2 separate regions of the Homo sapiens genome follow, and region 1 is linked to region 2. A link is an interaction called in ENCODE POLR2A ChIA-PET data of the cell type or tissue named here. Cell type or tissue: GM12878. All regions are shown on one strand. Links, peaks and the distances in the headings refer to the core of each region. The heading gives the core; the rest is flanking DNA.

Region 1 (15,561 bases), core at 8,173-10,672, 160 kb before region 2:
TATTACAGATGAGAGACATGCAAAGGTAAACAGTAGTTGGGGAACAAAAATGATATCTGGGTTATTCCAAGTGGATGATACCTTTGTTAACACAGACACAAGGTGAAAATTTCTTTTCCCCTAATTACATTTGCTTTCTTTTAAGTTAGTGACTTTGGTGTTTAATTTTTGCCTCTCCCCTGTTTTCTGACAAATTTTATGGGATATCTCCCAAGAAATGTTTCTCAGCCTTGACAGGACAAAAGACATACAGAGTAACAGCAGGGCAGGGAGCAACTCCGTGCCTGAATGTAGCGTCAGTCTTTCCTACTGATCTGGGCTCTCTGCGTGAGGCTCGTTTTGAAATAAGCTTGAGTGAGCAAAAGAGGACTCTCTGCAGGGTTTGAATTTAACGGTAGCCCAAAGACATCACTTTACCTCCAAGCCAGGCAGGGATAGGGGAACCTCTCAGAATTACTAGCAAGCTTGAGTTCCAGGTGGACCCCTGTTTGTGGCAGCACAAGCATCTTTTTTACTCAGCTATGGTCCTCAGAGGGATGTTGAATATTATTTTTCTCCTGTCTGCATTTGTGCAGAGAACAGAGCAGAGAAACTAATGAAATGCACAGAGCTTCAAGTGAATTTAAAGAAGCCTCTGCATTATGAAATAAGGCAATGATGACCTACTCTTGCTTTTCTTTCCACTACCCCTAGGCTCCTGTGATCAGCTGAGTGCTCGTTAATTCCCACGTTCACTAAACCATCATAGTTCTGCTGATTCTCAGCTTTAGAGGGAAACTCTACAGTGAACTTTTTCAATTAGCAGTCATCAATTACTGGTCAGAATACATTATAATTGTGAAAATTATGCTCCATTAATCTCATTAAATGTGCCTAAACCTGTAACTTGTCATAGTTCGATACATAGGTTGGCTATATTTAACTTTCCCTGATCTTATTTGCCATTTTTTGCAAAAGCATCATCTAAAATGTAGAGAGAGTTGTCAGTAATTTTGGCTTTTTAATAAACATTGTTTTGCTTTGTCATTTTTGTTTTGCTGTATCCCTCCTTTGTGGTCCTTGTTGTTTTGCCTGGCATGGGTGACACTTAGCCATTTTAACTTAGCAAACTGTCATACCAAAGGAAATGCCTAATTCTGTGATATCAGGCATCTGACTGCAGGCTACAGTTTGTTGGTGTTGAAGTAAGCTGTATGTTAAGAAAAGTATCTCCATTTTATTTGTTATAGCAAATAACGCATGTCCAAGGTTTGTATGCTTGCTGCCTTTCTTTGAGGGCTTTCCTGAGTGCTCACCGTTTGTGTGTACACATGCAGACCTTTAGGGTGATCATTCTTTGGTTAGGGACCATCTGAAAGAAAAGTGGACCAAAGGGGAAAATCATGGCTCTGGAGAAGTATGTTCAACTCATAAATAGGTCACTGGTGGGTATAACTGGAAGGCTTTGGAAGCCCAAGTCAGCACTTAGCTGTGGCATCAAACCATGACAGCACAGTTTGACAGCATGCCCAGGAGATTACTTCAGTCCTGTAGGGTGGGGAGCTTTGATGTTTATGAGTGGAATTGGGGGATGGGAGAGGGTAAGGGTAAAAGTAGGGGGGTATAATCCCTGTGCTGGCATGGCCCAAATAGTATTATTCTCACTTTTTCCTGTTTCTATAGACCCTGTCAGGGGAGGGTAAATTAAACCAAAGTCCCTCCTTAGGAAAAAGCAGCTGGGTCTTAAGTAGAAACCTGCTCTCAGGCTGGGTGCGGTGGCTCACACCTGTAATCCTAGCACTTTGGGAAGCTGAGGTGGACGGATCACAAGGTCAGGAGTTCAAGACCAGCCTGACCAACATGGTGAAACCCCGTCTCTACTAAAAATACAAAAATTAGCCGGGTGTGGTGGTGCCTGCCTGTAATCCCAGCCGCTCAGGAGGCTGAGGCAGGAGAATCAGTTGAACCGGGAGGCGGAGGTTGCAGTGAGCTGAGATGGTGCCATTGCACTCCAACCTGGATGACAGAGTGAGACTCCATCTCAAAAAGAAAGAAAGAAACCTGCTCTCTTGATTTTGTTGGGTTTTAAATACATTGTTAGTATTTTTTGTTTTCTGAGCCTTTATAGAATTTTAGGTACAATATATATAAACTGTAAACTGGCCCACATTCCTGAGCTGTGTCTGCAAGAAGTGTGTCACCTGGCTATTTCCTTTTTCTTGATAGTCTGTTAAAATTTGGCAATAGAATAGTACCCAGCTTTCCATACCTCTGAGACTCTTCCAGAATACAGAGTTGGCAGTTGTTGGTTCTTCCTTCCAATGGAATGTTCCCAAGAGTGTGAGAAAATTACCGTTGAGGCCAGAATTTTGTCCCTTTTCCAAAACAGGTGGGCTCTAGCATCAATCATGAGGTGAATTAATGAAGGCCCTTTTTAAAATGTTTGCACCCCAGCCCATCTTTCTTTGTAGAGAAGCCAGAATTGCAAGAATAGCCAAACCAGGCTAGTGATAGATCAGGCCCTTGAGACTGAGGCTCAGCTTGTAGAAAAGTTAGCAGAGGCAAACACCTGGTATAACTGTCAGTGCTCTACCCTCCCTGCTTCCTTTTTTCCCTGTACTAACTAGTAACACTCGTATCCAGGTGTCCTTTACCGGGAAGATGCCACCAGCCAGCTCTACATAGAAGGCGATAAAACTTGGGGGCACAGTCAGCCAGTTTAAAAGGATTGTTTGCCTGTGGAAGTGACGCAACTAGCTAAGTTTCTCAATGGGGCATTTGTAATGTTCTGGCACTTCATTTGTTTCCTTGTTAACACTCTCACTGAGGCTTTGCATGAGAAACCCAACAGTCCTTGTACCTTTTTATGTACTTTGTGGCATTAGTGGTGTTTGAGTCAGTAGCCAGGATGAAGGAGGATAAGGGATTAAGGTTGAGGGACCCTATGAATTTTCTCCTTCCATCTCTTTAATATCCTTCAATATAGCTATCTTCCTGCAAAAGACAGGCCATACTTGAAGAGAAAAGCTGATGCCCACACAAGTGTCCAGAGGAAGCTAGCTATTTCTGCTGACATTTACATTTCATTAAATGTTGTTCCCTCAAGGCATGCACTTTAAAATTTGGGTGTATTAATGCAACTTTTAATTTAAATTAAAATTTAAATTAAACTTTACCCAGCACCACTTAGCTTTTCCAGGACATAAGTTTGTTTTCGTTTATAAAAGGCTGGTTCTCTGTGCTCATGGCTCCCTTTATAGAGCAAAATGGCTGCTAGGAGGCTGAGACATGATTGTGGTCCTTTCAGTGATCACCTTCACTCCCCATTTTGGCTAGTATCAACACATTTTCTGAGCTGGATGAGGGCCGCAGGGCCAGTCTGAGGGAGAGTAGGCTAGTTCTGAGCATGTATTTATGTTTTGCAGTTTGTCTTACACAGTGAGACTAAATATAATTGCAGGATTTTTATCTGGTAGTGGTCCTCAGATGGATGGATGAGCCCCGTGAACTGTGAAATTAAAAATCAAAACTGCTCAGTCCTATTGTTTGCTTGCTGAACACCTCTTCCCCCACCAAAAAAAAGGGTGGGGAGGCATACAGATGATGATAGGGGCAGTGAACTCTTTCTTTTTAGTCCAACTGATGTTTTATTTTGACTGAAACTGAAACTGCTATAGATGGCTAGAGAGCTTCTGATTCCTGAAGAATTACGGGTTCTGACAAGAAAGACCCTACCAGTTCATGTGACTGACCTCTTTTGGAAGAGAACCTGCTTAGTAGGCTGTTGGTGTATTGTATATGGATATGCTATTTACATAGTGTTCCTGTTAAGTATTTGTATTAAATAGAATTATTTTGTTAATCCAGAAAGAGAAAATGGAGTGTACTTTTTCTTAAATATTTTTCATCTACTTGCTTTCTCTCCCTCTACCTCTCGCCTCTTCCCTTTGTTCTCTTATTCCCCCATCCCCCGCTCTCCCCTCCAATTCCAGACTGAGAAACTGCTTGTTCTGGATGGATAATTAACATGGTGCTGTGGAGCAACAGGTCCCACTGGTAGCGACTAAATCTGAAGTAAATGTTAATGTCGTGCAGGTTCACATGTATTAATAGGCGAGGGAGATGAGTGAGGTTAGACTCAGATCAACCACACTGGTATATGACTTGAAATAGATCCTCTTAATTAGAGCGCCAAGAACCATGACAACTACCAACATCTTCTACTTGCAGTGTTGAGCTGCAGCCTTATTAGTGAATGCAAGGCATTCTAAATTAAAACTGAACTTTAACCTCGGGCTGAGAGTTGGGATCATCTGGCTCTGGGCTTCGATTTGAATCTTTGAAACAGAAATCTGTCAGTATAGGCATTACAGTTAGCTGAGGGATGTATGTTTGTGGTTTTCTCCTTGATGACTCCAGAAATAGACTGATCTAGATAACCTTCTCAGCAGTAGAGATGGGCCATTTGGATTTGTTTATGGGAGTCTAGGTATGTTGGAGTCATGCTGAAGAGGTTGGCTTTAGGAATTGGTTTGTATGTTAATATTACTCTTAACACTTTGTAGGCCCTCTAGGCCTCACAGAGAGCCACACCAAACTGAGAAACATACCCTCCAATTGAATGTACAGTCTCTGAAGATTTAGGGCTTTACTGTTATGAACAGCTTTATAACTAACAGCATGTCTTTAAGATCAGGTAGTGGTTAAAATAGTGAGCTGGGGCCAGGAGTGGTGGCTCACACCTGTAATCCCAACACTTTGGGAGGCTGAGGAGGGCGGATCACTTGAGGTCAGGAGTTCAAGACCAGCCTGGCCAACGTGGTGAAACCCCATCTCTACTAAAAAGACAAAAATTAGCCCAGTGTGGTGGTGCATGCCTGTAATCCCAGCTACTCAGGAGGCTGAGGCACAACAATCTCTTGAACCCGGGAGACAGAGGCTACAATGAGCTGAGATCGCACCACTGCATTCCAGCCTGGGCGACAGAGTGAGGCTCCATCTCAAAATAAAAAAATAAAATAAATAAAATAAAATAGTGAGTTGTAAAAGCAGTGAACGGTCGCTTTCTGGCCAGGAATTGTAGGCCAGGGCCTTTTAACAAATGATCTGGTAGGAAATTTATCAACAGCAGTGAAAATGGGAAGATACTCTGCAAGAGCTCTGTCTTCATAGGGCACTGTCATCTCTGCCTATGGAAAAGAATGCATGTCTCATAGCAATGCAGGCTATGCTCTTTTGAAGCCAGAAAATAAAGTAGAGGTCCTTGGCTTGTTGGCTAAAAAGCTACCAGTTTTCCAAGACAAGCCAGTTCAGGTACAGAAGACAACTATTCCAGAGCTCACCATCCCAAGTACTCAGATAATTCTCAGAAGGAATCTAAAGGTTCAAACATGCTGGACACAGTGGCTTACGCCTGTAATCTCAGCACTTTGGAAGGCATAGGCGGGTAGATCACCTTAGGTCAGGAGTTCGAGACCAGCCTGACCAAGATAGTGAAACCCTGTCTCTACTAAAAATACAAAAAGTAGCTGGGCGTGGTGGCGGGTGCCTGTAATCCCAGCTACTCCAGAGGAGAATTGCTTGAACTCGGGAGGCAGAGGTTGCAGTGAGCAGAGATCGCACCATTGCGCTCCAGCCTGGGCAACAGAGCAAGACTCCATCTCAAAAAAAAAAAAAAAAAATAGAAAAGAAAAAAAGAAAGAAAAGAAAGGTTCAAACACTATTGTGCTCTAGACAGACTTAAACATTCATTTTCAGAAGAAATGTCTCCACTGCTAGAACCTTCCTTTTATCAGGTATTTTATCAAAATGCAGAAATATACCTGCTTCTGAAACTATGGCTTCCTCCTGAACTCCTCACGATCCTTAACTTCACTGTCTTTAAAGGCTCACTGGCTGAATTACCATTTGTTAAATAGCTCTGAATTATGAAAAGAGTAGGAAAAAATCGCATGTCACCTTCAGGTACCAAATGTCCAAACTTTGGGGCTCTTCATTGATTCTGGCATCCATAAGTAATTGAGTTTTATGTGGGTCTTTATGGTAAGAATCAGTTTGTAGTTGATTATGTATGTTCTCATTACTGCATGTCCTTTTCACCTTATCTCCAGCCCATGATCCCTAAAATCAAGAACCATGTCTGAAATACCAGCACTTAGCACATTGTCTAGCCTAAAATAAACATCCAATAATTTTTGAGTGGATGGATGATTTTGATCCTCTCTCCCCAAGGCTACTTTTTTTTTGAGGCGGGGTCTTGCTTTGAAGCCCAGGTTGGGGTGTAGTCGTGTGGACATGGCTCACTTCAGTTTTGCCCTCCTGGACTCAAGTGATCCTCCTGCCTCAGCCTCCCAAGTAGCTGGGACTACAGATGCATGCCACCACATCTAGCTCATTTTTGTATTTTTGTAGAAATGGGGTCTCACCATGTTGCCCAGCCTGGCCTCTAACTCCTGGGGTCAAGTAGTCCTCCCACCTTAGCCTCCCAAAGTGCTGGGATTACAGATATGAGCTACAGCCTGGCCTAGACTACTTTTTTGATGGGGTAGATGATAATTTGTTTGCTTTGCGTTCATTTTTCAGTGTGGTACCTAGTACATTGATGAGAAAGTCATGGGTACTCAATAAATATTGACTGATGTAGAAGGAAATGCGCAGCCTTGAGGTTAAGGAGGGTACCCTGATGGATATTTCACTGTGTACCCCAGAAATAAGAAGACTACTAAAGGTTCTTAAAAAACAACTTGGGCTCTGAAGCATATCCTGAGAGTGAACCAAAAACAAAACAACAACAACAAAAATAGCTTAGGCTCAAGATTTCAAAGAGCCAGGAAACTTTGATTTGGGTTCCAGTTCTGCTACTTAGTGGCTTTAGATAAGTCAGTTTCCTCACCTGTATGATGGGAATAAGAATTATCTCACAGTATGGTAGTGAAGATCAAATAAGAACATCTGTTAAAATACTTTGTGAACTGTAATACCTAGATGTCAATGAAATTATCACTATGCTATTTCTAGGCTTTAGTTTAAGAAACACATTGATGTCTTTACAAAAGCAGCATTGTCTCATTATAGTGTTTTCACTGCTAAGCAGCTGAAACTCTGGTAGAGTAATCTCAGTGTTACGTGACTTTTAACTTTTAATGATTTTTTCTTATAAAGGACGGCCTCCAGGACCCTGTCTTCATTGATACATGAGGATGAGAGGGAGCGAGGGCAGAGCCTTTTTTTCTTGACAGGCATATCATGATTTAAAGACTCTGGTGTGCATGTAATTGTTTTCAGAGTTGCACGCTAGGCTTATGGGAATACCATTCTTCCAAGGAAGAAGGGGTTTTTGTTTTTGTTTTTGGGAAGAATCTCCTGTCACCCAGGCTAGAGTGCAGTGATGCGGTCTCGGCTCACTGCAACCTCCACCTCCTGGGTTCAAGCAATTCTCTTGCCTCAGCTTCCCCAGTAGCTGGGACTACAAGTGCACACCACCACACCCAGCCAATTTTTGTGTTTTTAGTAGAGACAGGGTTTTGCCATGTTGGCCAGGCTGGTCTCGAATTCCTGACCTAAAGTGACCCACCCACCTTGGCCTCCCAAAGTGCTGGGATTACAGGCGTGAGCCACCACACCCAGCTGCGGAAGGAGTTTTGAGATGGGCAGCTGAGGTGGGGAGTCCTCAGAATAAGTACATGAGTACCGTGAGGCTGCAGAATCTCCTTTCTCCCTGGAATCCTTTCCCTGTCAGCAGTATTTCTGATATGGAGCAAAACAGCCTCTTTCAGAATTGGTTCCTGAGCTTACCCCAATGACAGTGTCTTTCCTGGAACCATTTCATGAATCCCTTTCCTCTAAAAAATTTGCATTGAGCCAGGCGTGTTGGCTCACACGTGTAATCCCAGCACTTTGGAAGGCAGAGGCAAGCGGACCATTTGAGCCCAGGAGTTCAAGACCCAGCCTTCGGCAACATAGTGAAACCCTATTTCTACAAAAAATATAAAATTTAGCCCAGCGTAGTGGTATGCGCCTGTGGTCCCAGCTACTCGGGAGGCTGAGGTGGGAGGACTGCTTGAGCCTAGGGGGTCAAGGCTTCAGTGAGCCAAGATTGCCCCACTGCACTCCAGCCTGGGTGACAGAGTGAGACCCTGCCTCAAAAAAAAGATAGAAGTTTGAATTGAAAAGCTGCCTTCTAAATAGCTTGAAAGGAATTAATTGCTTGAAGCAGAGAGGAAACATGGTCATGAGAAAGCTTTATGATGGGTGATTCTTGTGTTCCAGCTATGCCTATGATGATCATTTTCTAAGACCTTTCTTTCCTATCCATCTAATCTTAGATATTACTGCCTTCTCCCAAGATACCATCATTTCAAATTTGTTATTTCAAGATGCATGTTCTGTCCCTAAGAAAGCAGCAAATCTTGGCCAGGCACAGTGGCTCACACCTGTAATCCCAGTACTTTGGGAGGCCGAGGTAGGCAGATTACTTGAGGTCAGGAGTTCGAGACCAGCCTGGCCAACATGGTGAAACCCCATCTCTAAAAAAAAAACAAAAATTAGCTGGACATGGGGGCAGGCACCTGTAATCCCAGCTACTCGGGAGGCTGAGGCAGGAGAATCACTTGAACCCAGGAGGCAGAGGTTGCAGTGAGCCGAGATCACGCCACTGAACTCCAGCTTGGGTGATACGGTGAGACTACATCTCAAAACAAACAAAAAAAAAGCAGATCTTAAGAAGTGATGGCCTCAGCCAGGTGCAGTGGCTCACGCCTGTAATCCCAGTACTTTGGGAGGCTGAGGTGGGTGGATCACTTGAGGTTAGGAGGTCAAGACCAGCCTGGCCAACATGGTGAAACCCCATCTCTACTAAAAATATAAAAATTAGCCGGGTGTGATGGCGGGCAACCTGTAATCCCAGCTACTCGGGAGGCTGAGGCAAGGGAATCGCTTGAACCCTGGAGGCAGAGGTTGCAGTGAGCCAAGATCGCGCCACTGCACTCCAGCCTGGGCAACTGAGCAAGACTCCGTCTCAAAAAAAAAAAAAAAAAGGAATGATGGCCTCAGTCTTTTAAATGTTTTGTCTTCATCTGGGAGACAATGCTTGGGTTTCCCTGGACTACTCCCTAAATTCATAGCCCCTATCCATACTTTAGGGCAGGCTTAACAAAGGGAGCCTGTGGTCATTATCTAGAGTTCTGAGGAATGTGTGGTTTTGTTTGTTTGTTTTTTGTTGTTGTTATTTTTGAGACAGGGTCTCACTCTGTTGCCCAAACTGGAGTGCAGTGGCACGATCACGGCTCTACCTCCCAGGCTCAAGTGATCCTCTCACCTCAGCCCCACAAGTAGCTGGGGCTATAGGCTCATGCCGCCTCACCTGGCTAATTTTTTGTATTTTTAGTAGAGGTGGGGTTTCACCATGTCGCCCAGGCTGGTCTTGAACTCCTGGGCTCAAGCAATCCACCCACCTCGGCCTCACAAAGTGCTGGTATTACAGGCATGAGCTACTGCACCCGGCCAGAAGTGTGTTCTTAAACTTGGTAACTCTAAAAGTGATCCTTTAGAAACTAGCAAGATGCTACTTCTGAGAGCCTCTTAATACAAGTTTAAGCATTTTACCTTGTGTTAAGATAAACGATATTGAAAATCAAATTGTTTAAAGAAGATTAAAATGAGTAGAGGTGGGATGGTTCAGTAAGTACAGGCTTGCCAGTATGGACTTGGACTCCTCTTCTGTCTCATTGTGTAGTAACTTAGAAAACATAAGTAATTTCATGTGTGATTTAACCCACAAAACAGTTGCCTGCCCCATTGCATTACCTCCCCTCATAGCTTTGAAGGATTACACTCACTTCCTAGAAGCCCATTCCTTAGTGTTCCCCAGTTCTTTAAAGCTTTATTGAGTACTTACTACATGCCAGGCATTGTACAGGGTGTGGAGGTACAAAGGCAAATGAGGCATGGAGAAGGGGATTCAGACATGTAATGGTTTGAATACAGTGTGGTGCAGAAGTGCTCTGTGGAACCAGAGACTTTCAGAGAAAGCTTCCTGGAAAGAATACGTGACTTGAGTCTCAAAAGATAAAGAGCTTACCAGGTGAAGTAGTTAGGGAAGAGTGGTGTAGTTGTGGGTAGCAGCCCTGGAGTGAGCAGAGACACAGATGAGAAACAGTATGGTCTGTGTAGGGAGCCGGCCAACTGATTGAGCTGGAGAAAGAAGAGGGTTCTGGCCACAGGGGTCTTATCTTCTCTACTTTAAATGTTTTAAATGTTTGATGTAGGATATCTTGGTACAAAGCCAGTGGGCAGATGAACAGAAATGATGAGAAACAGAATCAGAAGTGACACCCTTCAGGGTTAATTTTGATAGGACAGCTACTGAAGCATAGCAGAGTCTGTAGGCCTTTGAAAATTACTTGCATGCATTTCAGTAGTTTAGATGTGGCCTTTTGTAGAATTACATTGGCTAGAATGAGCGGAGACTTACAGGTGACATTCACCTGTGGTCCTCTAGGGCTTGGAGATCTGTCCCAGCAGGCCATTGTTTTTCCAGTTTCCTGATTCCTGGTAAGCATCCTCCTGAGATTTCACTAAGGAAACAGGGAGGAAGGGAAGTAATGAGCTGTGAAGCCTTGGTGGGCATCTGACATGTAAGCTTGGGGCTCTGGGGAAACAGGGAGCTAAGAAAATTTGCCAAGTCAAGTGCTATTTTATGTAGAAATGGTAAAACAGCATAGCTTTAAGCTCTGAGATACTCAAGTTTGGCTGGGCACAGTGGCTCACGCCTGTACACCCAGCACTTTGGGAGGCCGAGGTTGGTGGATCACCTGAGGTCAGGAGTTCAAGACCAGTCTGACCAACATGGAGAAACCCCATCTCTACTAAAAATACTAAAAAATTTGCCAGGCATGGTGGCGCATGCTTGTAATCCTAGCTACTCAGGAGGCTGAGGCGGGAGAATTGCTTGAACATGGGAGGCGGAGGTTGCAGTGAGCCAAGATCGCACCATTGCACTCCAGCCTGGGCAACAAGAGCAAAACTCCATCTCAAAAAAAAATACTCAATTTTTTTTTTTTTTTACCATTTCCCCCATTATTTGAAGAAAAATTTCCTGCATACCATTCCAAGTAGGTGACTTAGCCAAGAACTCAATGGTAGGAATTTCTTAAGCATAAATGTGGTTTTTGTTGTTGTTGTTGTTGTTTTGTTTTTGAGACAGAGTCTCACTCTGTCGCCCAGGCTGGAGTGCAGTGGCACTGTCTCGGCTCACTGCAACCTCCACTTCCCAGGTTCAAGCGATTCTCCTGCCTCGGCCTCCTGAGTAGCTGGGACTACAGGCGCGTGCCACTACACCCGGCTAATTTTTGTATTATTAGTAGAGACAGGGTTTCACCATGTTGGCCAGGCTGTTCTCAAACTCCTGACGTCGTGTTCTGCCTGCCTCGGCCTCCCAAAGTGCTGGGATTACAAGTGTAAGCCACCATGCCTGGCCTGTTTTTTGGTTTGGTTTGTTTGTTTGTTTGTTTGTTTTGAGATGGAGTTTTGTCACGCAGGCTGGAGTGCAATGACATAATCTTGGCTCACTGCAACTTCCGCCTCCCGAGTTCAAAGGATTCTCCTGCCTCAGCCTCCCAAGTAGCTGGGATTACAGGTGCCCACCACCACGCCCAGCTAATTTTTGTATTTGTAATAGAGATGGGGTTTCACCGTGTTAGCCAGGCTGGTCTTGAACTTCCAATCTCAGGTGATCTGCTGTGTGCACAACCTCTGTATTATAAAAATACAAGGAGGGAAGAGATCCAATCATTGTCCTAGTCCCTCTAATAAAATAAGTAAGAGAACTGCTGAAATGGGCAAAGCATGAGAAGTGCCAAAAGAGAACTAACCCATGCAGCAAGAGGTCCAAGATACAGGAGTAATATGAACTCATGGAAAAGCTGTTTGGTTATCTATTGTTGCATAACAAACTACGCCAAAACTCATTGGCCTGGTACAGAAACTCATTATTATCTCTCACAGTTCTGAGGGTTGCCTGGGCTCTGCTGGGTGGTTTTTCTGTTTCACATGATGTTGGCTGGGACTGCAGTCATTTGGAGGCTTCACTGAACTGGTAAGTCCAAGATGACTCACTCACATAGCAGTAGTTGCTGCTGCGTGTTGGCTTGGAGTTCAGCTGAAGCTGGTTTTTTGTTTTCTCAAGATGGAGTTTCACTCTGTTGCCCAGGCTAGAGTGCAGTGGTGTGATCTTGGTTCACTGCAACCTCCACCTCCCAAATTCAAGCAATTCTTCTGCCTCAGCCTCCCAAATAGCTGGGATTACAGGCATGTGCCACCATATTTGGCTAATTTTTATATTTTTAGTAGAGATGGGGTTTCGCCATGTTGGCCAGGCTGGTCTTGAACTCCTGATCTCGAGTGATCCACCAGCCTCGGCCTCCCAAAGTGCTGGGATTCCAGGTGTGAGCCACCACGCCCAGCCCAAAACTGTTGATTGGAATACCTTGTCTCCTCCATGTCCTCTCTCATAGCATGACAGCAGGGCTCTGAGATGGAACTTTCCAAGCATATTTCTTAAAAAATAGAATCTGCAGATCTCTTAAGGCCAAGCTTTGGAAGTTGCAACATTGTCACCTCTGCTGCATTCTGTGGTCAAAGCAAGTCATAAGACAAGCACAATTCAAGAGGAGGGAAAGGGACTACCTGTGGATGGGAGGCAGAGCAGATAATTTGCAGCTGTCTTTAATCCATCACAGCTGATTGAGGCAGGTATGAAAGGATGAATAGAGTTTTGACAGGCATAGCTTTCTAAAGGAAGAGTATTCTAGAGGAAGAAATAGGAAGTCTTCCATTTGAATAGTGGGAAGAGCACCTGAAGGGGTCTGGGAAGATGGAACGGTGGGACCATGTGACAGGGCTTTGAACAGCAGTTAGAAAAGCTTGGCTCTACACTAACAGGCTTTAAGAAAACAGTGTGGAGGACCTCTCAGTTATTTTATTATACCTTTCCCTACAAACCCAGTGTTAATAGCTCTGGATTTGGCTTCTCTCTCTAAGGTGTGGGAAGGGATGGTCACTCCTTAGGTTATTATGAGTGATGCTGACTTAGGCATTTTGGAGGAGACAACCCTAGCAGTCCTGCAGGACTGGCCACAATAGGAGTTTAGGAACATGCAAACCTAGCTAGGCTTTTCCTACTGCCTCAAAGGGCTAGTTATTTAGTCTTGCCCTTGTCTGTTCCCCACAGTAACCCTCCACTGAGTGAAGAAATGTTGCCTCCTGGAGAGTGGATGTGTCACCGGTGCACTGTTCGCCGAAAGGTAATAATGCTGCTTTCTGAAGACTGTCCAGAAAGCCTGATCCAGAGCACTGATATGCTAGAGCTAAGACGGCCTAGCCCTGAAGGCATTCTTGTCCCTTCTTCTTGTCTCTTCCAGCCCTGGAATCACCCCACTCTTCCCATGGTGACTGTTTGGAATCCAGTAGGGCCTAAAAATCCAAACATGGGCTGCTGAAATGGGCAGAAGAGGTGTGTTAACTTACTGAGCCATGTTTAGTCACTAGTGACAGGAGTAGTCTTACCTTCTTGTTGTCCTCCTAATAAGTGGCCTTATCCATGGCTGAAAAACAAAGGCTGCTTCTCCAGCTTGATGGAAAATGGAGTTTTCTCTCACCCCAGGGCAAATAAGTCACTGGTATCCAGAGACTTGGCATACTGACGGAGAGGATTTTGAACGCATTTGTACCCCAAGTTGCCTAATCTTTCTTTAGCTTCCCTTCCTTCAGCTTTGATAATTCAGTACTGGCTTCAAGAACATGGTTTATTATTTTCTACTTTGAGAACTCTTGTGGGTAACAAGAGCTAAATTCTCCCTTATTAAAAAAGGAAGTAGGTGTGCTTGCACCCAAATTATGATTGACCCAACCCTCAAATTACAGGCTATGGATTAGAATTTGTCTGTGCATTGTAATCCACCCCCCTGTGCTCCCCACACTAATTATACACCAAGCAACTTTCCTATGTTGTGACCTCACCTCTATTTGCCTGGTCCCCGAACATGATGTCACAATGAATGATGACTTCCTTGGTTGCAGAAACAGGATGAGATGATTAAGATTGTGGTTTATGTGTGTAACAGTTTCAGCCTTTAAGAAAGAAAGTAAACAAGCAGACATTATTTTTCAAATACGTGCATAAGGGTTCATATTTAAAAGCAAGCCAAAGCCAGGTCAACCACCTAACCACAGCTGTAGTTAAATTTCTCCATAAACCAGGCTGTCTTCCAGCCTCTCCACCTTCCAAGATCCTTTCCTGTGCATCCCTAATTAGGTTAGAGCAGGGCCTGTTAGAGGCACCTGCCAGCCAGGAGCCCTCTCAAACTTGCCACTCAAAAAAGCTGGACCTGAAAAGGTTTAGGGGAGCTGAAGGAAAAGGGGTAAAGACGGTGGAGAAAAGGAAATATTATGTTAGTGCCCATCGTGTGCCAGGTGTTTTAATTACGTTATCCCATTATCTATCCATCCAGCCATAGATGGATACCGAATGCTGGCCGTAGGTTTCCATTTTAGAAAGGAAGAAACGGAGGCTCAAAAATGTAGATTAACTTTCCCAAGGACTCAAAGGTATTGACAGAACCAATGTTTGAACCAAATTCTCTCATTCCAAACCTCTGTTACCTCTTCATCAGTTTTCTAGAAGGAGAGCTACTTGTTGGGGATTACAGTATGCCCTTTTCTAACATGGCACTTCTCCTGAGATGCCTCTCTTACCTTTCACATGGACCTCTGCCTACCAGTGCCAAGTCTGCCTTTTCCACCATCACCAGCACTACTCCCCTTTGGCCTCTTGTATTTACACTGAAGTGGATTGAAATAATACATCCTCTGGCCTTCATCAGCTCCTGACATTCAGGCCCTATCATGATTCGTAGTGGAAGACTAGGTCCTACTCCAACTCCAAATTATCCCTTTCGTATATATGACCCTTTTTATCTCCCTCCACCATATCCCTGAGAGGAGGAGGAGAAAGATTTTTCTGTCTCATTTTACAGATGAAGAAATTCCTGCCCACCAGCCTGAGTCACCACAAGGTCAGAGGGGATCCGTGGCAGAAATAGGACAAGATCACAGGTCTCCTACCTGGAGATCAGTGTTAAACCTTCATTTGACCACTCTATTTGGAGTCCTGGAGGAAAATGTACTATCAGATATCCAGTCCTACTGAGTACACTTAATCTTTTTCCATTTCCCCACTTTCTAAGAAGTGTCACTTATTTTGAGCAAAGTTTTTATTTTTAAAACCATTCAGGAGGTCAGAAGGCTCTATAGTGATCTCACTGATTTTTTTTTTTTTTTTTTTTGAGATGGAATCTTGCTCTGTCGCCCAAGCTGGAGTGCAATGGCGCAATCTCAGTTCACTGCAATCTTTGCCTCCCAGGTTCAAGCGATTCTCCTGCCTCAGCCTCCTGAGTAGCTGGGATTACAGGCACATGCCACCACACCCAGCTAATTTTTGTGTTTTTAGTAGAGATGGGGTTTCACCATGTTGGCCAGGCTGGTCTTGAACTCCTGACCTCAGGTGATCTGCCTGCCTCGGCCTCC
Region 2 (15,561 bases), core at 7,328-9,827:
GGAGACAGGCTGTGGTCTTAGGAAGGTCACTCTCAAATTGAAAAGTTAGAATATGCAGGGAGAATACTTCCCTGGTACCTGAATAATAAAGAATTCAAGAGAAAACTCTGGATCAGAGATGAGTTAAGTAATAATAAGTAGATCCCGGACAGAGTATCCTTGCCAAAGAGAGCAGTGGTATAAATAGTACCTTTGGGGGAATCAGGGTGGGGACAGGAAACAGGATGGGAAGAGGACCTGTTGTGACAGGTTCTAAGGGTATAGTTTAGAAGCAGGTTTCCAAATGCCTTGAGCCACATGTGTTCAGCAGCATGAAGATGGTTTGTGGCAGATATATTTCTAGATTTTCAGGAGAGTAAGTCTAGAGTAAATACCCATCTCTCTTCCTTGCTGTTTCCTCTAGCCTAGAGTTGTGAGGTCACAATTGCAAGTGACTTTACGGTCCCCTATTGAGTTAAAGATGGAGAAGAAAAAGGCCTTTGAGCAATGGCTAAACATTATTCAGGTCAGTCATATAGTGAAATGTACTAGTTGGGAGATTCTTAGTTATTTGGGCTAACAAAATTACCTGTTGAATGGATTGTTTCATTGTAACAGACCATAAAGATGACTGATTTTGCAGAGTCTGATTTGATAAACTTGTAATTTTTGAAGTCTTTGGTACTGCTTATTTTTCCCAGAGCAGCATTTTGGTGTCTCCCTTAGGTTTAAGCTACATTTCTTGGAACCCAGGAGTAACGGAATAGGGAGCAGTGTAGGATAAAACTTTCCCCTTGATTATCAAAAGGAGTCTTTTGGCTGGCACCGAGGCTCATACCTGTAATCTCAGCACTTTGGGAGGCCACTTGAGGCCAGAAGATTGCTTCAGCAGGAGTTCAGCAGCAGCCTGGGCAACAAAGTGAGACCCCATCTCTTCAAAAAAATTTTTAAAAATTAACCAGGTGGTGGCATGCCCCTGGTCCCAGCTACACACGAGGCTGAAGCAGGAGGATTGCTTGAGCCCGGGAGGTTGAGACTACAGTGAGCCGTGTTTGTGCCACTGTACTCCAGCCTGAGTGACAGAGTGAGACCCTGTCTCAAAAAAAAAAAAAAAAAAAAAAGTCTTTTTAGGTAAGCCTTTGGCTCATGGATGAGAAGAATCAGATATTGGCAATGACTTTTTTTTTTTTTTTTTTTTGAGACGGAGTCTCGCTCTGTTGCCCAGGCTGGAGTGCAGTGGCGTGATCTCGCCTCATTGCAACTCTGCTTCCTGGGTTCACACCATTCTCCTGCCTCAGCCTCCCGAGTAGCTGGGACTATAGGCGCCTGCCACCATGCCCAGCTAATTTTTGTTATTGGATTTTTAGTAGGGACAGGGTTTCACCATGTTAGCCAGGATGGTCTTGATCTCCTGATCTCATGATACGCCCGCCTCAGCCTCCTGGGATTACAGGTGTGAGCCACTGCACCTGGCTTTTTTTTTTCTTTTTTTTTTTTTGAGACAAAGTCTCACTTTGTTGCCCAGGCTGGGGTGCAGTGGCATGATCTTGGCATACTGCAACCTCTGCCTCCTGGGTTCAAACGACTCTCGTGCCTCAGCCTCCCAAGTAGCTGGGATTACAGGTGCACACCACCATGCCCGGCTCTTTTTGTTTTTTTTGTTTTTTTGTTTTTGTTTTTGTTTTTTTTTTTGGAGATGGAGTCTTGCTCTGTCACCCAGGCTGGAGTGTAGTGGCGCCATCTCGGCTCACTGCAACCTCCATCTCCTGGGTTCAAGTGATTCTCCTGCTTCAGCCTCCTGAGTAGCTGGGACTATAGTCTCGAGCCACCATGCCCGGCTAATTTTTGTATTTTTAGTAGAGACGGAGCTTCACCATGTTGGCCAGGCTGGTCACGAACTCCTGACCTCAAGTGATCCACGCACCTCAGCCTCCCGAAGTGCTGGGGATTCCAGGTGTGAGCCACCACGCATGACCTCCAATTTTACTTTTTAATTCAAGTGTGTAAACTTCATTTTTGAGCCACAGCATGAATCAGAAGCTGGGCTGGCCACCCTGGGTTTTTGGGGGCTAGGGGAGCTGTTGTTTTTTGTCTGTGTTTTTTTTTTTTTTTGAAGGCAGTGAAAGGAAGGCAGAAGAGAACTAATGAAGTACTGAAAGACACTAGATTGTGAGTGGCGAGGCTATGCTGGGAAGTGAGCTCTCTAGAGATCACTTTATCCCCCATTCCCCACGGAAAAATGCCTTTGCCAGTACTTTATCTTCTCCTCCTTTTCCCATCAAAAAACATGAGGCTGGGCGGTGTGGCCCATGTCTGTAATCCCAGCACCTTGGGAGGCCGAGGTGGGGAGTTGGAGACCAGCCTGGCCAACATGGTGAAACCCTGTTTGTACTAAAAATACAAAAATTAGTCGGGCATGGTGGTGCACACCTGTAATCCCAGCTACTCAGGAGGCTGAGGCAGGAGAATTGCTTGAACCCAGGAGGCAGAGGTTGTAGTGACCTGAGATCGCGCCACTGCACTCCAGCCGGGGCAACAGAGCAAGACTGTCTCAAAAAAAAAAAAAAAAATACAGCTGAGATTTTTTTTGTTTGTTTTATTTATTTATTTATTTATTTAATTTATTTATTTTGAGACGGAGTCTCGCCCTGTGACCCTGGCTGGAGTGCAGTGGTGCCATCTCAGCTCACTGCACCCTCCACCTCCCGAGTTCAAGCGATTCTCTTGCCTCAGCCTCCTGAGTAGCTGGGATTACAGGTGTGTGCCACCATGCCCAGCTAATTTTTGTATTTTTAGTAGAGACGGGGTTTCACCATGGTTGACCAGGCTGGTCATGAATTCCTGAAGCTGAGGTTTTCTCACTGGCACAAATCTACCCTGAAGGCACAGGTGGTCCTTTTTCAGATGCCACCCAGGAAAGCAGAGAGTGTGACATCAGAACTCTAATAAAACCTCTTCTGGTCGGGGGCAGGGAGCAGAGATGAAAGCACTTTTGAATTTTCCAGTAGGGAAAAAGGTTTGTTCCTTAATTAGAGGTAGTCTGGGAAATGCTAGCACTTGTGCAGGTGCCCCAGGAGAGTTGGAAAAGCTTAGTTCTGTGGTCACTGTGATACCATAGTCCCCCTGCCTTGGGTAGCTAACGTAGCATACCAGCTGGCGTTAGGAAAACTAGCTAAAGCTCACAGAGAGGCTCTGCCAAAGTGATCGATCTTTCTCTGTAATGTCTGTAACTCATTTGGCCTGCTCCAGGTTACTACTTGATTCTCTTCAGCAGTTAAGAGTTGCATTCTGAAACACTTTCAGAGAGTAGTGCTAGTGTTGATTTCTGGATCTAATTCTGGAAATACCAGCTGTAAAATTATATTGGAATTTACATTTAAGAAAAAGTCAGACCCCAGTCAATTCTGTCCAGGAAAAAAAAAAAAAAGAAAACAAAAGAAAAATAGAAAAAGCCAGATGGTAATCAAAAGGTGTGGGTAGTTTGAAGCTTTTAAATAAAATGCCTCCACTCAGCCGCCAGGCCTCTGGAGGATTCCTTTATTCTGACATCTCTGCTTTCTAGAATATGTTGTGGGGAGAGGTTGTTTCATTCTTGTTTCATCACAACCCTCATGACCTTGCCACAGTCTGAGCTCATTCCGTACCTTTTCTACCCTAGCAGGATCTGATTCTTGACGTCAGTGAAACTGGTCAAGGGGCTTGTGGACTTTCTTAGTACTGGAGGAAGTCTTCTGGAAAGGATGACAAATGGATCCCAGAATTCTTTTTTTTTTTTTGAGACAGAGGCTCGCTGTGTCGCCCAGGCTGGAGTGGAGTGGCATGATCTCGGCTCACTGCAACCTCCGCCTTCTGGACCCAGGTGATTCTCCTGCCTCAGCCTCTCGAGTAGCTGGGATTACAAGCACATGCCACCATGCCCGGCTAATTTTGTATTTTTCGTAGAGATGGGGTTTTGCCATGTTGGCCAGGCTGGTCTCAAACTCCTGACCTAATGTGATCCTCCCACCTTGGCCTCCCAAAGTGCTTGGATTACAGGCGTGAGCCAATGTGCCTGATTGGATCCCAGAATTCTTTTTTTTTTTTTTTTTTTTTTTGAGACAGAGTTTCACTCTTATTGCCCAGGTTGGAGTGCAATGATGTGATCTAAGCTCATTGCAACCTCCACCTCCCAGGTTCAAGCAATTCTGTCTCAGCCTATCGAGTAGCTGGGATTACAGGCACCCACCACCACGCCCGGCTAATTTTTTGTATTTTTTTTTAGTAGAGATGGGGTTTCACCACGTTGGCCAGTCTGGTCCTGAACTCCTGACCTCAGGTAATCCACCCGTCTTGGCCTCCCAAAGTGCTGGGGATTACAGGCATGAGCCACCGCACCTGCCCTGGATCCCAGAATTCTTAAAGCAAGGATCACAAATTATGGACTGTAATCTTAGCAGTTCGTTTCATGCCAGTGAGAGCTCTAGAGTATTCTAGACTTGTGGAAGTTTCTTCTTGGGACTGTAATCACGGAGGACCTCAAGCTCTGTTTCTTACTGGTTCACTCCTTCCTGCCCAAACCAAAAGTTGACTTTCTGGAGTCTGCTGAATTCACCTCTTATCTTTACTTCTTTGTTTGCTATCAATAAATTCATTAATGCCTCTTTGCCATAGTTTAGCTGTTTTTTCTTTTGTTTTGTTTTGAGACAGAGTCTCGCTCTGTCGCCGAGGCTGGAGTGCAGTGGCGCGATCTCGGCTCACTGCAGCCTCCGCCTCCCCAGTTCAAGCGATTCTTCTGCCTCAGCCTCCTGAGTAGGTGGGACTACAGGTGCCCACCGCCATGCCCAGCTAATTTTTCTATTTTTAGTAGAGATGGGGTTTCACCATATTGGCCAGGCTGGTCTCGAACTCCTGACCTTGTGATCTGCCCACCTTGGCCTCCCAAAGTGCTGGGATTATAGACATGAGCCACCGCGTGTGGCCCTAGCTGGTTTAATTCTCTCTGTTCTTTTTTTTTTTTTTTTGTATTTTTTTTTTAGTAGAGATGGGGTTTCACTGTGTTAGCCAGGATGGTCTCGATCTCTTGACCTCGTGATCCGCCCGCCTCGGCCTCCCAAAGTGCTGGGATTACAGGCATGAGCCACCGCGACCGGCCTCTCTCTGTTCTTTCTATTGAAATCCAAAGATGTGGTTTGAGGGGCAGTATGTTACAGGTCACCTCTTAGGATCCACATCTCCTACTCATCTCTTGGTTGCAGGTATCAGGATTTAATAGATGTGAGATTGCAGTAATCATTCAAACGTTGGCTCTTTCTGGATTCATAAAGTTCCCTGAAGAAGGAGAAAAAAAGACAAAGATTGGTTCTTTCCAAAAAATACTGGGAAAAAAATGATATCTGCAAGACCACTGAGTGAAGGTGTTTTTGTATCCCCATCGTCAGAGTATTAGCTATACAGATGTGAACGTTTCTTAAGGTTGAGGTTTTTGGTTTATCAGTGATTTTTTCCCCCTTATTTTAAAATTATTATTATTACTATTTTGAGACATAGTCTCGCTCTGTTGCCCAGGCTGGAGCTCAGTGGCGCCATCTTGGCTCACTGCAAGCTCCGCCTCCCGGGTTCATGCCATTCTCCTGCCTCAGACTCCTGAGTAGCTGGGACTGCAGGTGCCCGCCACCAAACACCTGGCTAATTTTTTGTATTTTTTAGTAGAGACAGGGTTTCACTGTGTTAGCCAGGATAGTCTCGATCTCCTGACCTCGTGATCCGCCCACCTCGGCCTCCCAAAGTGCTGAGATTACAGGCGTGAGCCACCGCACCTGGCCTTTAAAATTATTTGTAGAAATAATATACATGCCAAAGTATAAAGACAAAAAATTGCCCTCAGATAGTAGCGGCTGTTCATGTTTTTCATGTTAAGACGGAGTCTCGCACTGTTTCCCGGGCTGGTGTGCAGTGGCAAAATCTCAGCTCACGACAACCTCTGCCTCCCAGGTTCAAGCGATCATCATGCCTCAGCCTCCCGAGTAGCTAGGATTACAGGTGCCCATCACCACGCCCGACTAATTTTTTGTATTTTGAGTAGAGACGGGGTTTCACTATGTTGGCCAGGCTGGTCTCAAACTCCTGACCTTGTGATCCCCCTGCCTCGGCCTCCCAAAGTGCTGGGATTACAGGCTTGAGCCACCACGCCCAGCCAGTGTTGTTATTTTATATATGTTGCAAAATACTAAATATATGGTTTTCCTTTTGCTCTTGTTCACTTAACATTGATACACACTGAAAGGTAAAAAGACTAATCATACTCTACCTTCCTCAGTTATTACTTACAGGTGTGTATCGGCTTCCAAAATCGTAAAAAGTAATATTCCAGATCCGATGATTGAGGCCAACTGCAGAGTCCAAGAAAGCACTCTCTTATTTAGTGTTCTGAGTTTTCCTGTTCTTTTATAAAGCCTTCTATATGCTGTCTGACCTTGGATTTAGCAGTCTTTTCATTTACCTATCTTTCCCTTAGAAGGCCAAGATGGGACTCTTACTAGCTAGGGAGCATCATTGCACCCTCTCCTTTAAAAAAAAAAAAAGAAAAAATATATATATATACACACACATATATATACACACACATATTTATACACACACACATATATATATATAATTGCCTCTTAATCATAGACATTGTGACCCTTAGAACCTTCTGAATGTACTATTCAAAATGGAAACTGATATGGCCCAACACTGTGGTTCACGCCGTAATCCCAGCACTTTGGGAGGCTGAGGCGGGCAGATCACGGGGTCAGGAGATCATGACCATCCTGGCTAACACAGTGAAACCCTGTCTCTACTAAAAATACAAAAAATTAGCCGGGCATGATGGCGGGCGCCTGTAGTCCCAGCTACTCTGGAGGCTGAGGCAGGAGAATGGCGGGAACCCAGGAGGCGGAGCATTGTAGCCGCCGAGAAGGCGCCACCGCACTCCAGCCTGGGTGAGAGAGCAAGACTCTGTCTCAAAAAAAAAAAAAAAAATATTAGCTGGGCATGGTGGTGCATACCTGTAATCCCAGCTGCTTGGGAGGCTGAGGCAGGAGAATCGCTTGAACGTGGGAGGTGGAGGTTGCAGTGAGCCAAGATGGCACTGCTGCACTCCAGCCTGGCTGATAGGCTGTCTGAAGAAAAAGGAAACTGATAGAACCTGGAGTTGAAGAGTGAGCCACAGGCTTTGGGAAAAGTCAAATCTAGGTTTCAGTCCTGGGCTCTGCCATCATTAATAGATTGACATATGTAGATTAAATGACAACCTCAAAAAATTAATAACAATCTGCCTTTTATATGGTCAACAGTTACTTATGGAGAGCCTCGTAAGTGTTAGTAGATGATGCTTTTCTAGATATAATAATGAACAAAACGAACCAAGGGTCTGTTCTTACTGAGTTTATATCCTAGTGGGGTGGAGAGAGATGGACGTAAAACAGGTGGTAATGATGGTGGTAAAAAGTGAGGGAAATAGAGGAGTTAACAACAGGAAGGGCCACGTGCCTGGGGTTAATTGTGTGGGAGGAATTGTTGAGTTCAGGGTCTCAGGATAGATTTTAAAAGAAAAAAATGAGGGAAATAAGGATACTGTTTTAGACATGGAGGTCAAAGAAGCCCTCCCCTTAAGAAGTGACATTTAAGCAGAAACCTGAATGAAGTGAGGGAGCTAGAAAAATAAGTAGACATCTGGGGCAAGAACATTCCAGGCAGAGGGAATGGTAAGGACAAAGTCCTAAAGCGGTAGCGTGTTTGGCTCGTTGAAGGAACTGCAGGGAAACCATGGTGAGACCATGGTGGCTGGAAGTAAGTCAGCAAGAGAGGGCAGGGTAGGTCAGAAGGTGAGGTCAGAGAACCAGTAGTAATAGATCATGGAGGGCCTTGGGGTCCATGTTAGGATTTTGTATTTTATTCTTAGATGGAAAGTCATTAGAGATATTTAAGCTGCTCTGACTTTCAGTTAACAGAATTGGCCGGGCGCGGTGGCTCACGTCTGTAATCCCAGCACTTTGGGAGGCCAAGGCGGGCGGAACACGAGGTCAAGAGATCGAGACCATCCTGGCCAACATGGGGTGAAACCCCGTTTGGGCCAGGCACGGTGGCTTACGCCTGTAATCCCAGCACTTTGGGAGGCCGAGGCGGGCGGATCATGAGGTCAGGAGATTGAGACCATCCTGGCTAACACTGTGAAACCCCATCTCTACTAAAAATACAAAAAAAAATTATCCGGGCATGGTGGCAGGCGCCTGTAGTCCCAGCTACTCGGGAGGCTGAGGCAGGAGAATGGCGTGAACCCGGGAGCGGAGGTTGCAGTGAACCGAGATCGCACCACTGCACTCCAGGCTGGGGAACAGAGCAAGACTCCATCTCAAAAAAAAAAAAAAAAAAAAAAAGAACTAACATTGCTGAATAGAGAATAGATTGGGTGATAAAGGGTAAGCGTGGAACAGACCATTTAGAAGGCTAATAGTAATCCCATCTAGAGATGATGAGATGACAGGTGAAGTTTGTTACCTGTTTCCAAGGCTTGAGAGACTCAATTAAGAAAACATCACTAAAGCCCCTCATACAGCCCATTTCACAGTTTTAGCTCCCAGTACTTGTTAATTCTCTTCCTTTCCTTGGAGTTTGCCTTCAGCTGTGTTAGGGTCTTAAGGGAGAAGTTATTATGTAAAGATCAGCATCCAGACCCCAACAGAAGTCTCTCTTTTTTTTTTTTTTTTTTTTTTTTGAGACAGAGTTTTACTCTTGTGGCCCGGGCTGGAGTGCAGTGGCGCAGCCTCTGCTCACTGCAACCTCTGCCTTCTGGGTTCAAGCAGTTCTCCTGCCTCAGCCTCCTGAGTAGCTGGGACTACAGGCATGCGCCACCATGCCCAGCTAATTTTGTATTTTTAGTAGAGACAGGGTTTCACCACGTTGGCCACGCTGTTCTCGAACTCCTGACCTCAGGTAATCTGCCCGCCTCGGCCTCCCAAAGTGCTGGGATTACAGGTGTGAGCCACCGTGCCCGGCCAAGACTTTTTTTTTTTCTTGAGGCACTGAAGTTGGCTCACTGTGTTCATTCTGTTTTCCCACCCACCAGAGATCTTAAAAAGACTGACGCTGTGCCAGAACTCTTGGACAGCTCTGTTCTCATTAAGGCATTCAATCTTCAGTTCTTTCTGCAGTTGCTATCTTAGACACAGTTTGAGCAGCCTCTTTTACAAAGTGTCTTTTCAGCTACCTGGTCTTGGAAGCAGGAGCCCTCTGATACTCATCATGACAAGGTAGTTTAATATACCTGAGAGAGCCCTCTCAAGAAAATAAGGAGATTTTTGTCGTCTTTAACTTTTGAGCTTTTCCCCCACTCCTTTTTTGCTGTGATCTAAAGCCATAATTTGCCACCTTGGTTTCTGAAATATGGGAAAAGAAGTTCGTGTACTTATTTAGGAAAATCGTATTTCTGTTACCTAAGGAGCTTGCATTGTTGACAGGGCTTCTTTCGCTACAGAAGGCCCCATCAATGTCTGCTTGCTTGGGCTGTGTATGTCTGGTTGGTAAACATCACTAATGAAACTCGTGCGGTCTTGACATGTCAGGATTGCCTGCACGAAGAGAGCTGCTGGCAGCCTTTCTCCTTGCTTTAGTCTGGGAGCAATGCATTTCTTTTGAGGGGGTGGGAGAGGTAGTTCAGGAGGTCTAATTGCATGTCAGGAAGGGTGAAGCCCCAGAAATTTGCAAACAGAATTTGCTTTAACAGTGGTTAATTGTGCCTCCTAGGATGCTTTCCTCCTTCCATTTAAAAGTGAGTTCGGCCGGGTGCGGTGGCTCATGACTGTAATCACAGCACTTTGGGAAGCTGAGGCGGGCGGACCACCTGAGGTCAGGAGTTTGAGACCAGCCTGACCAACATGGTGAAACCCCATCTCTACTAAAAGTACAAAAATTGGCTGGGCATGGCGGCATGCGCCTGTAATCCCAGCTGCTAGAGAGGCTGAGGGACGAGAATCGCTTGAACTCAGGAGTCAAGGGTTGCAGTGAGCCAAAATTGTACCACTGCACTCCAGCCTAGGTGACAGCAGAACTCTGTCTTAAATAAATAAATAAATAAGTAAATAAATGTAAGTTCATGGCCGGGTGCAGTGGCTCACACCTGTAATCCCGGCACTTTGGGAGGCCGAGGTGGGCGGATCAACTGAGGTCAGGAGTTCGAGACCAGCCTGGCCAACATGGTGAAACCCCGTCTCTACTAAAAATACAAAGAAATTAGCCAGGCGTGGTGGCGGGTGCCTTTAATCCCAGCTACTCGGGAGGCTGAAGCAGGAGAATCGCTTGAACCTGGGAGGCAGAGGTTGCAGTGAGCCAAGATCGCACCATGGCACTCCAGCCTGGGCAACAAGAGTGAAACTCCGTCTCAAAAAAAATAAAATAAAAGTGGGTTCATATTACTGGCTCACAAGTCAGACATTGGGTACCTTTGCAATCATATAATGTGCTGCTTCTGAAAATGTCTGGCTGGTCTCCAACCAGGCCTATAAATGGGCTGGCTGAGCCAGGCCCTATGAGGGCCCACTCTCCTCAGGAATACTGAGACATTATAAATGCACCTGTACTTTCCAGTTGTATGAATAGGTGCTTTCCAGTTTTATTTCTCCCATCCATACATCTGTGGTAACTGAAAAATCATTTTAACCATAGTGATATTTGACAGCAAATTGTCGTCACAGATAAAGATGTAAGTATACTTTCAACCAACACACTGCTAATTAAATTGCTTTATGTGTCTAAACTTGGGCCTCACGCCAGTCATATCCAGTGTTCCTACTCTCTTCTTCGAATGAGTTGCCTTGTGTTTCATGACCTTGTTTTTGTTCATTACAGTGTGAGCCACTGCCCCATGTTGTGTTGATGCCAATCTGCCATGCTAGCCTGTCTACCAGGGCCAGGTGACCTGTCCTTTCAGCTTCTTTCTCACACGCAGATGAACACTGGACTTCAGAAATGTAAGTAATCTGGATCCTATGGAGCATGTGTGATTCTTTGTTTTTGTCTCTACATTTGGGCCGTCCTTGAAGCACATCTGGGGTACACTGACCTTGAATTTTGACACCTTTCTTTTTTTTTTTTTTTTAAGACGAAGTCTTGCTCTTGTCACCCAGGCTGGAGTGCAATGACGCGATCTTGATTGGCTCACTGCAACCTCTCCCTCCCGGGTTAAGCAATTCTCTTGCTTCAGCCTCCCGAGTAGCTGGGATTACAGGTGCCCACCACCATGCCTGGCTAATTTTCTATTTTTAGTAGAGATAGGGTTTCACCATGTTGGCCAGGCTGGTCTCAAACTCCTGATCTCAGGTGATGCCCCTAACTTGGCCTCCCAAAGTGCTGGGATTACAGGTGTGAGCCACTGTGTCCAGCCATTAGGGGTCTGCTTAAATTCTGTAATTCCCCATTGTATCTCAATTTTAATTGTTGCTGATAGCTTTCTGTTGAACAACAAAACTATAAAGAGCTTCAGGGGAAATATATATATATATATCACCCTTAAAAAAGGTGTTTCAGTTTGAACCTTCATAGGGAATTGAATGAAAACTCACAGTCCAGATTACTTACTATATCTCTGAAATAAACTATGCTGTTCTCTTGTTTTGAACTCTCTTAGTAGTCTACCATGGAAACAGACAGTTCCCTTTGGCTTTGCTACCTGCCTTCTGAGTCAGTGTGACTTTAGTTCACAGGAAGTCAGGGAGCTTTTGCCCTCAGAAGAGATGGAGAGCTAGCTTTCTCAGTCTCTCTGGGCATTTTCCTGCTAATACACTTCCCAGAAGATTGAGCCTTTGAAAACTGTTAGATTCTTGTCTTAACTTTCTGGAATTGGGGTTTTATACTTCATATTTTCCCGGACTCCTTCCTACCTTCTCTCCCTGTAATACATGATCTGCAAGGAAAATATTCTATTCTTGGCACATTACCATGTATAGTATCTTCAGGTGTAAAAACAGCCCTAAATTTGGAATAGACCTTCCATTCAGAGCACAAAGGGGAAATCATTGAGGTGGCTAGGCTTCCCTTTGATAGGAAAGGTGCTTCAGCACCTTAACTGAACCCCTTATGACAGGGGTTAACAAACTTTCTGTAAAGCCCAGATAGCCAATAATTTAAGCTTTGTGGGCCATGTGGTCTCTGTTGCATCTACTCAACTCTGGCATTGTAGGGCAACGGCAGCCACAGACAATAAACAAATGAGGGTGTCTGTGTTCCAGTGAAACTTTTTTACAAAAAAACAGCAACTGGACCAGGCACGCAGGCTGTCGTTTGCCAGCCCCTGCCATGTGAGAACATCATCAGAAGTTAAAAATGGTCCAGCCTTTAGACTTCATTTCTTTGAGAGAGCGTAAGACTCAGAGCCTGGCTAGTTCTGGAATTTGGCCAGTGAATCCAGCTCTATGTAATAACAGCTGAAGGTGGTAGTCCTCCTTCTACAGTTGCCTGACACAATAAGGCAAGCTCTGCTATAGCTTTCTCAACCCATCCTTTATCTTAATAAGTGATGATTGGGTGATGAAGGTGTTATGTTATACTCTCTGGTCATCCAAATCAGCATCCTAACTGCATCGTGCCTATTTCTGGGCTTCTGGGGACACAACTGGAGAGGGAACGTACTTAGAGGCATGCAGTAAGATGACAAAGAGAAGCTTCCTTTGTTCTGGGTTCCTTAACACACTCTGACAGCTTTACCCAAAGATGTGATATCAAGGGAAAAGCCATTTGGAGGACGGGCAAATTGGCAGCTTTATCTTGGTGTTCACTTTTATTATTTTTATTTTTTTTTTAATTATTTTTTTTAGATAGAGTTTTGCTCTTGTTGCTAGGCTGGAGTGCAATGGCGTGATCTCGGCTCAACGCAACCTCCGCCTTCTGGGTTCAAGCGATTCTCTACCTCAGCCTCTTGAGTAGCTGAGATTACAGGCATGCACCACCACGCCCAGCTAATTTTGTATTTTCAGTAGAGACAGGGTTTCTTCATGTTGGTCAGGCTGGTCTCGAACTCCCGACTTCAGGTGATCCGCCTGCCTCGGCCTCTCAAAGTGCTGGGATTACAGGTGTGAGCCACCACACCCAGCCCACTTTATTTTATTTTATTATTTTGAGGAGGACTTTTGCTCTTGTCACCCAGGCTGGAGTGCAGTGGCACGATCTCGGCTCACTGCAACCTCCGCCTCCCAAGTTCAAGTGATTCTCCCGCCTCAGTCTCCTGAGTAGTGGGATTACAGGCATGAGCCACCATGCCCGGCCCTTTTTTTTTTTTTTTTTTTTTTTGAGATGGAGTCTCCCTCTGTCACCCAGACTGGAGTGCAGTGGCGCAATCTCGGTTCACTGCAACCTCCATCTCCCGGGTTTAAGCAGTGCTCCTGCCTTAGTCTCTCGAGTAGCTCAGATTACAGGCATGCGCCACTGGAAATTTTTTCTTTCTTAATCCTAAACCTCTGCTCTGTATTTCCCCTTCTCAGGATCACAATATAGTAGTGGCTCTGTAAATATTTACTGTTTGAATAGCTGATAAAAGGTCCTTGGTCCTTAAACCATCTTCAGATAACAACTTTGATTTCCTTCCATGGCAGAACACTGGGGCTCTGGGGACAAATGCCAAAATTACCTTCTTTTACTGCTTCTTTATGTGCATATCTGCCCCCTAGTGGAGGGGTCTGGAAATGGCAGATTGACCCAATGACTGGATAAAGTCATAGAAATAATAGCTAACATTTGTCAAGTTGCTACCATGTGCCAGGCACTATATTGAATATTTTCACATATGTTGTCACCCATTCCTCAAAAATTCCATATGGAAGACTCTCTTGCCTTTGTCAGAAGGATAAGGTATAGAGAGAGGGTTTGTCACTTGCCAGTGCCACATGACAGTCCTGTGACTGGCCCATACTCAGCTCAGACTCTGAAATCTGTGTTTGAACACATTGCCTGTGCCTCTCTGCCTACAGATAGAGGTTCCTGTTGCCTATGCCACCTGTGCCCTCTGACCTTCAAAACAGAAGGATGAACAGAGAGGTCTCCATTGGGAGGACTGAATTTCAGGCAGAAAATTGCCTCCAGTCCATCCTGGAATAGACAGCAGTGCTTTCTGTTACATTTAACTCTCAGGCTGAAGGCCAGGTTGTCCTGCAGTTGGGGCTTCCTTAGTCAGTTTTCTTTGTGTTGTCTGTGGTCAGACTCAGCCACATCTGCTATCCTTGAATGGTAACTATTGACCATCATTGTTTCATTTTCAATGAAAATGCTCATTTAGTGAAAATGTTCATTGACTCTCGATCTTAGTAATTCTGTGAAGTAGGAGAGCAGAATTCATCCCTGTTGATAATTGAGGAATGACAGGCTCTCAGTATGGGCAAATGATGAAGCTAGTACTTGAATACAGGTTTCTCTAACCCTTTACAAACTACAGATTTCCTATTCCCTACATTGTCTATGTCTCTATTAATGACACTATTGGTATAAGCTATTTAAGTAAGTCGCTTACAAAGCTGTGGTATCTGTGTTGGCTGTGTAGTTACAGAAATACATTACAGAAGAAAATAAGTAGTCAGGGTGCCTGTGTGGGGGCTGTGATAAGTGTTGAGAAAACTTTTTTTTTTTTTTTTGAGACGGAGTCTTACTCTGTCACCCAGGTTGGAGTGCAGTGGTGCGATCTTGGCTCACTGCAACCCTGCCTCCCGGGTTTAAGCAATTCTTTGCCTCAGCCTCCCGAGTAGCTGGGATTACAGGCACCTGCCACCATGCCCGGCTAATTTTTTGTATTTTTTTAGTAGAGACGGGGTTTCTCCATCTTGGCCAGGCTGGTCTTGAACTCCTGACCTCGTGATCCACCCACCTCGGCCTCCCAAAGTGCTGGGATTACAGGCGTGAGCCACCATGCCCAGCTGAGAAAACTTTTTTTTTTTTTTTTTTTTTTGAGATGGAGTCTCGCTCTGTCACCCAGGCTGGAGTGCAGTGGTGCAATCTTTGCTCACTGCAACCTCCACCTGCCGGGTTCAAGCAATTCTCCTGCCTCAGCCTCCCAAGTAGCTGGGACTACAAGTGCGCTCCACCATCCCAGGCTAATTTTTTGTATTTTTAGTAGAGACAGGGTTTCACCATGCTGGGCAGGCTGGTCTTGAACTCCTGACCTCATGATCCACCCGCCTCGGCCTCCCAAAGTGCCAGGATTACAGGCATGAGCCACTGCGCCCAGCAGAAAACTTTTTTTAAGAGTTAGGCTTAAGTCTGGTATGTGAGGTAGATGGTGCTGTATTCCCAGAATGATACCCCTTTTTTGTTCAATATACTGTACTCATCTTTGGGGTTCTTCCTTAACAAAGCTACTGTAGCCTTGTGGCCACCCTCCCTACCCTCATTTCACTTTATTTCTGAATCCTTTGACAGCCCTCTTCACCATTTCAGCATCAGTGGAGGCAGGACAAAGAAAACTAATCAATGTGGATAAGTGTCCCCTTCCATACTCCTGAATGAGGTCAAGCTTCCCCCTTGCCTCTGCTAAAAAAAACCTCAGAGTTGGTACTAACTTGGAACAAAGGGACTCTTCTACTC

Evidence for each region. Peaks named below come from ENCODE experiments on the same cell type or tissue, not always from the same donor. Only the 100,000 strongest peaks of a DNase experiment are listed, where the experiment ranks them.
Region 1: POLR2A ChIA-PET joins it to region 2 with 11 read pairs; 11 of 35 experiments call an interaction of 5 or more read pairs at or near these places.

The regions. Positions count from the first base shown.
Region 1 is chr17:28,924,710-28,940,270 of GRCh38, reverse strand. PHF12 (PHD finger protein 12) reads left to right here. Exons shown (of 15, transcript NM_001033561.2): 3 at 13,208-13,280. It overlaps LOC101927018 (a long non-coding RNA gene), which reads right to left and starts at 13,996. Exons shown (of 2, transcript NR_110803.1): 1 at 13,543-13,996. RefSeq lists enhancers at 13,995-14,174, 14,195-14,244. In GM12878, for the core only: no CTCF peak of the experiment used is centred there; no DNase peak of the experiment used is centred there.
Region 2 is chr17:28,761,992-28,777,552 of GRCh38, reverse strand. It overlaps FAM222B (family with sequence similarity 222 member B), which reads left to right. Exons shown (of 3, transcript NM_001077498.3): 2 at 10,846-10,967. The coding sequence starts at 10,886. LOC124903965 (a long non-coding RNA gene) reads right to left here and starts at 6,759. Exons shown (of 3, transcript XR_007065689.1): 1 at 6,286-6,759; 2 at 5,174-5,286. In GM12878, for the core only: no CTCF peak of the experiment used is centred there; no DNase peak of the experiment used is centred there.